2 separate regions of the Homo sapiens genome follow, and region 2 is linked to region 1. The links are chromatin contacts, found by Hi-C in ENCODE. All regions are on one chromosome and are shown on one strand. The core of a region is the stretch at or near the end of the contact, and the rest is flanking DNA. Distances in the headings are between cores, read along the strand shown.

Evidence for each region. Hi-C counts contacts between places; a loop is a spot of excess contacts on that map.
Region 2: a loop to region 1 is called in a map of ovary, with 6 times the contacts of the local background. The contact joins the promoter of THRA here to the promoter of STAC2 in region 1. A Hi-C loop is called at or near these places in 1 of 168 maps with a recorded cell type or tissue (ovary).

Annotation. Positions count from the first base shown.
Region 1 is chr17:39,224,560-39,227,259 of GRCh38, forward strand. It overlaps STAC2 (SH3 and cysteine rich domain 2), which reads right to left and starts at 1,386. Exons shown (of 11, transcript NM_198993.5): 1 at 854-1,386. The coding sequence starts at 943. RefSeq lists an enhancer at 644-1,144.
Region 2 is chr17:40,061,516-40,064,215 of GRCh38, forward strand. It overlaps THRA (thyroid hormone receptor alpha), which reads left to right and starts at 1,450. Exons shown (of 9, transcript NM_199334.5): 1 at 1,450-1,577. RefSeq lists enhancers at 1-236, 237-822 and silencers at 1,273-1,452, 1,493-1,652, 1,853-1,952.

The sequences.
Region 1 (2,700 bases), core at 136-2,635:
TCCGCCTGCCTTCGCGGGGAGTAATTTATTCATGGTGACTCCCTCAGGAGTAACAATCATCCATAATTAGGGTTAATGATGACATTCATTAATTACGATGACTTCTCTTTTTGCTTCTACCCGCTCCCCCTCCTCTGGTCCCGCTCCCGTGGTGGGGCGCGGGGCTGCCTGTCTTTCTGGTCTGGAGCCACAACCGCAGGCCCCCGTCCTCGCCCGTGACCGACGGCCGGCGCTGCTGCAGGCCCCCTCGCGGACTCCGCAGCTGCGCACCCCCGGCCGCGGCCTCGCGTCCCCGAGCCCAACAGGGCTAGGAGCGGGGAATGCAGGACTGCGGAGGGGCAGGGAGAGACGCCCTGAGACGCGGAGATAAACACCCGGAGACGCCGGGAGAGACGGGGAGAGACGCACACAGAGACACCAAGACACAGACACGCAGGTTGTAGAGACAAATTCAGAGACACGAGCGAGGATAGAGGCGCGGACTGAGCCCGGGACTGGGACCCGGCGGCCGCTGGAGGGTGCGCCTCGCACGCACAGCCGGGCGCGTACCCCGCCCGCACCGCTCCACGCGCGCCCTCCGGCCTCGCTGCGCCCATCTCTCCAACGAAGACCAGTGGCCGCCTCCCCAGAAGGTCGCGATGGCGCGCGCGGGCGTGCGGTGCCGGTGTGATCGGGGGCTCCTTGTGGCCCCTCGTCGCCAACCCACTCCTACCCCCGGGAGCGGCGCGGAGCCTCAGTGGTCACGCGGGCCTCGCGACCGCGACCCTAGGACGCCCGGGCCCACAGGAGGACCCCGCCGGGAAGAGGGCGCCCGGGCCCGGGGCGCGGACAGGCCTTGCGCCCCCCAAGTTACCTTGGTTTCCTGGAGGGCGGAGACGGTCCCTGGGGGGCTGTGGGTGGCCGCGTCATCCGGTTCGTTCTCCTTCTCGCTCATCTCGGTCATGGTTCGGGGAGAGGGGAGGAGAGGGTGCCGAGATCCGACGGCAGGCCCACCGCGGGCAGGCTGCGGGTGGCGGGCGTCTCCGGGACTCTGAAGCCGTTCTCCAGAGGCTGCCCCCAGTTAGCCCCCGGCACGGCAGCCCCCAACCCGCGGGAGCGGGCAGAGAAAGTTGCCGGGGTGGCGGGCGAGGGGAGGCCACCACGCTGAGCCGCAGGAGCGGGACGACCCCGGGCGCGAGGACCGAGGGTCTGCAGAGGATGCTGCTCGCAGCGCGGGGAGGAGGGAAGTGGGGCCGCGGGGATGAGCCGAGGGAGGGAGCCAAGGAGCTGTCCGTGTCCAGCCGGCTCCGCCGTCCGCTGCGCCCGCCCCCCATCCCCTCCCCTCCCCCGCCGGCCCCAGCCCGGCACCCGGCGGCCCCTCCGCCCAGTCCTCGCCGCCCAACTTTGATTTAGGAGGTCGCCTGGTCCCGCCCCCTGCCCTACGCCGCTCCCCCGCGCAGCCCTGCAAATCAGGCTCTCAGCTATTGGCTGCCTCGGTGGCCAGGAGGGCGAACTGGGCGGAGTCTTGGGGGGCTCGACACGATGGGGCGGGGCTTGGCGGGGAAAGAAGCGGAGGAGGGAGTTTCACACTGAAAAACCCGGGATGGAGGGGCGTGACCAGATTGAGGGAAGCTTGGGGAGATCATAGTAGCGTCTGGATGGGTTGCAGGGAATAGAAATAGGTTGGGGCCGCAGCAAGATAGCGGAGAGTGAGATCGAAGCTAGGACTTCCAAAGAGCGAAGATTGATAGATGCCAGAGGTTGGTGAAGGAAGAATGGGGACCCATCTGTGCCATTAATTGGATGCCTTTATACCCTGAAAAGGCTCTCTCCAAATATACACACAACTGGACTATGGTGTATGTGTCAAAGGCCAGGCCGGACAATTCCTCCTTGTGATGGAAAGCCGGATGACTCTATCCCCTTCCAGTCTTGGCGTCTGAACTTCAGCAGAGATGGGGGCTCAGTCCTCACACCCAAAGTCCCCAAACTTCTCTGAGACACGCTCCCCTCCTAAAGATCCTACCACAACTGGAGTTAGATCAGGGGATAATACAGAGAGGTGGGGGAAGAGGTCCTCACCATCACCTTCCAAGGTGCCCCTCTCTCCACAATAACCTTCTATTTTTTATTTTTTTATTTTTTTATTTAGAGACAGGGTTTCACTCTTTCACCCAGGCTGGAGTGCAGTGGTGCGATCATAACTCACTGCAGTCTCAAACTCCTAGGCTCAAGCAATCCTCCCACCTCAGCCTCTCTAGTTGCTGGGACCACAGGCATACGCCACCATGCCTGGCTAATTTTTAAAATTTATTGGTAGAGACAAGTCTTGCTATGTTACACAGGATGATCTCCAACTCCTGGGCTCAAGCGATCTTCTCACTTTGGCCTCCCAACGTATTGGGATTACAGGCGTGAGCCACTGTGCCCGTTCAAGATATTTCCAATATTTCTTCTTCTCCTTCTCTTCTTCTTCTTTTTTTTTTTTTTTTTTTTTTTTTTTTTTTGGAGACAGGATCTTGCTCTATTGGCCAGGCTGTAGTGCAGTGGCTTGATCACACCTCACTGTAGCCTGGACCTCCTGGGCTCAACCCTCCCAAGTAGCTGGGACCACAGGCACATGCCACTGCACCCAGCTAATTTTAAAATTTTTTGTAGAGATGGAGTCTCGCTATGTTGCCCAGGCTAGTCTTAAACTCCTAGGCTCAAGTGACCCTCCTG
Region 2 (2,700 bases), core at 200-2,699, 840 kb after region 1:
CCCCTCCGCCAAGCATTACGAACTCCAGTACCCCCTGTGAAAGAAGTGGTTCCAACAGCACTGAGGATGCAGGTGGCTGAGACTAAGACATGAGCAAGGGCAGCCCAACTTGGGTAAGCTGTGGCTCAGAATCCCACACTCGCCAAGTGACTCTGCCCAGTATAAACTGGGCGATTAGCCGAGCAGCTCCCCCTAACACACACACACTTACACACACACACACTCACACACACACCCCTCCCCAAGAGCAGACTATGTAGCCAGGGCCCCACCCTGAGAGCCGTGGGAAGGCTGTGGCCCCCGCTGGTAAAACTGGGCTAATGACAGCAGGGGAACCGGCGGGGCCAGGGGGGTGCTGGGGTAATTAGGGCTCGGCCTGGCGCTAGGAGATCCTGAGATGAAAGGTGCTCTGGCGTCACTGGGTTGGTTTTATGTCCATGAATGCAGGTGTGTGGTGTGTGTATGTGTGTGCTGGGGGTGGGGCTGGCATGGTGGAGACCTCTCCTTTGGGTTGGGTTAGGGGGTCCATTTGTATGCAGCCCACCGTCTTCCTTAGATTGACTCTGGTACCATTTGGATTTTTGTGGGAGCAAACATGGGGGGAAATACCACCACCCGGGAGCTAGGAATTGAGGGGGTATGGCAGATCTTGTCCCCTCCCCGAGCTCAGGAGAGGGAGCAGATTGTTGGGGGAAATGGCTGGTGACAGAGAATAGAAAGAGCCTATATGGAGAAGGGTGACGTTGGAAAAGGGAGGCAGTGGATCGGTATTGATGTTAGAAATGAGAGGGGAGGGAGGTAACAGGGAATGAACCCCCACAAGGATGAAAAACGTAAGATGATTGAAGTTAAAAGGACATCAGGGGTCACCTGCCCAGCCCTCGCAGCTGAAGCTTGAGGAAGCTCTGCCCCCGACAGCAGTGGCGATTTGTCAAGGTCACACAGTGAGTTACCGGCGGAGAAGGGACCCGAACTCCCAAACAAACTACACCTGCAAGCGTTTGGTGTTTAGACTTTCTCCCCGATGTATAAGGTGCAGGCTGCTCGTCGATACTTCCTCCTCCACCCTCACGGTGCACACCCGAAAACCCCCCAATTCTCCCGGCAAGCAAAGGCTATTTTTTAATGACATCTTTTCCAAAATATGTCACCAAGTACCCACTCCTGCGGGAGCCGCCCGGGCTGGGGAGGGCGAGTCCGAGCGGGGCGGGGCAGAGGCGGCCGAGGGGCGGCCGGACCTCTGGCGGGGGTCCCGGGGCGCGGCAGGGGGCGGGGGGCGGGGGCGGGCGGCGGCGAGGCGGCCTGCAGGGAGCAGCCGCGAGCCGGCCGGGCGCGCCGAGCCCGAGCCCCAGCCGGAGCGGGGCGGGGGAGGGAGGAGCCAGAGCGGCCGCCGCCTCTGCCGGAGGAGCCGCGGGGCCGCCACACTCGCCCCCCGCCCCCCCCGCGCTCACTCGCACTCACACCCGGGCGCAGGAGGCGGGCGGCCCGGGCCCCACCGGCCCCCCATGGACGCCCCCAGCACGGGGCGCTGAGACCCCCGCGTCGCTGCCCAGCCCGGTCCGGCGCGCCACGCCGAGGTAAGGAGGAGGGAGCGAGGGGGCATTAATATGCAAATGCCTTGCGATTGATTATGCAAAGCCGCGGGGCTCCGTGGCCAGCTCCCAGGCGGGCTAGGGGCGCCCAGGGGGTGCCTGCTGCCAGCCTCAGCCTTTCCTGGCGCCCCAGTGACCCTGTCACGAGCCCGGGAGCTTGCAACTGACGCCCTGGGGAAGGGAGGTGTTGCTAGGAGGTCGCTGGGCCCCGGGGTTCGCAGGCGGAGATGGCGTCCGAGCCTCCCCCTGGAGGGCCCGCCCGGCCTCTGTCCGGCCAGTCTGCTGCGCATTCCCGGGCCGGGCCCCGTTGCCGGCCGCCGGAGCTCCCCCGCCCGCCGCGCCGCGGTTTGTTTACGGTGCGCCGGAGGCCTGCCCCCCCAGCCCCCACCCCTAGCCTCTGAGGCCCGAGTGGCCTTTGCAAAGCTGCCTCCAGCTGCGGAGGGCAGTATGAGTGCGGTGGCGCGGGTGGGCTTGCACGGGTCCGGGGAGAGGGAAGTTCCCCCGCCTCACCCGCCTCCCGGTTGAGCATGGCTGTCTGGTTGCAACACTGCTAATTGCAAAAACGCGGTTGTTGGGGGGGAATGTGTGTGTGGAAGGGGTGTACTTGGTGGTGCCTAGATGATTAGGAGAGTTGCTGGCTGGGGAGGAGAGGGAGAAATGGACCTGTGTGTGTGTACCCCACCTTGTTTCCCTCCCCTTGCAACGTGTCTCTGGTGCCCCTTCTCCATCTGGGGCCCTCCCTTGTCCAGCGTGAAAGAAAGGCCTGGGGGGATGACAGGGGCAATTGAAAGAACCACCGTTCCAGGGGTGGGGGTGGGGGACACAGAAGGAAAGCCAGTGAGGTGGGAGCCTGCCCCTCAGTGCTGGCTTTGGCTCCAGGAGGGGGAGGGGATGAAGGGGGCTGTTGTCCAAAATGAGGGGGGAAGCAAAAGTGACACGCAGACACAGAGATATGTCCACACAGACAGCCACATGCACATCCAGGGACACCCAGGCAGACTCAAGGACAGGAGCTACTGGACACACCCACATGGGGACAAGGGAAGAGACAGGCTGCTGCTGCACCGTGGAGCTCTGAGGGGTGGGATATACCCATGGGAGACCAAGA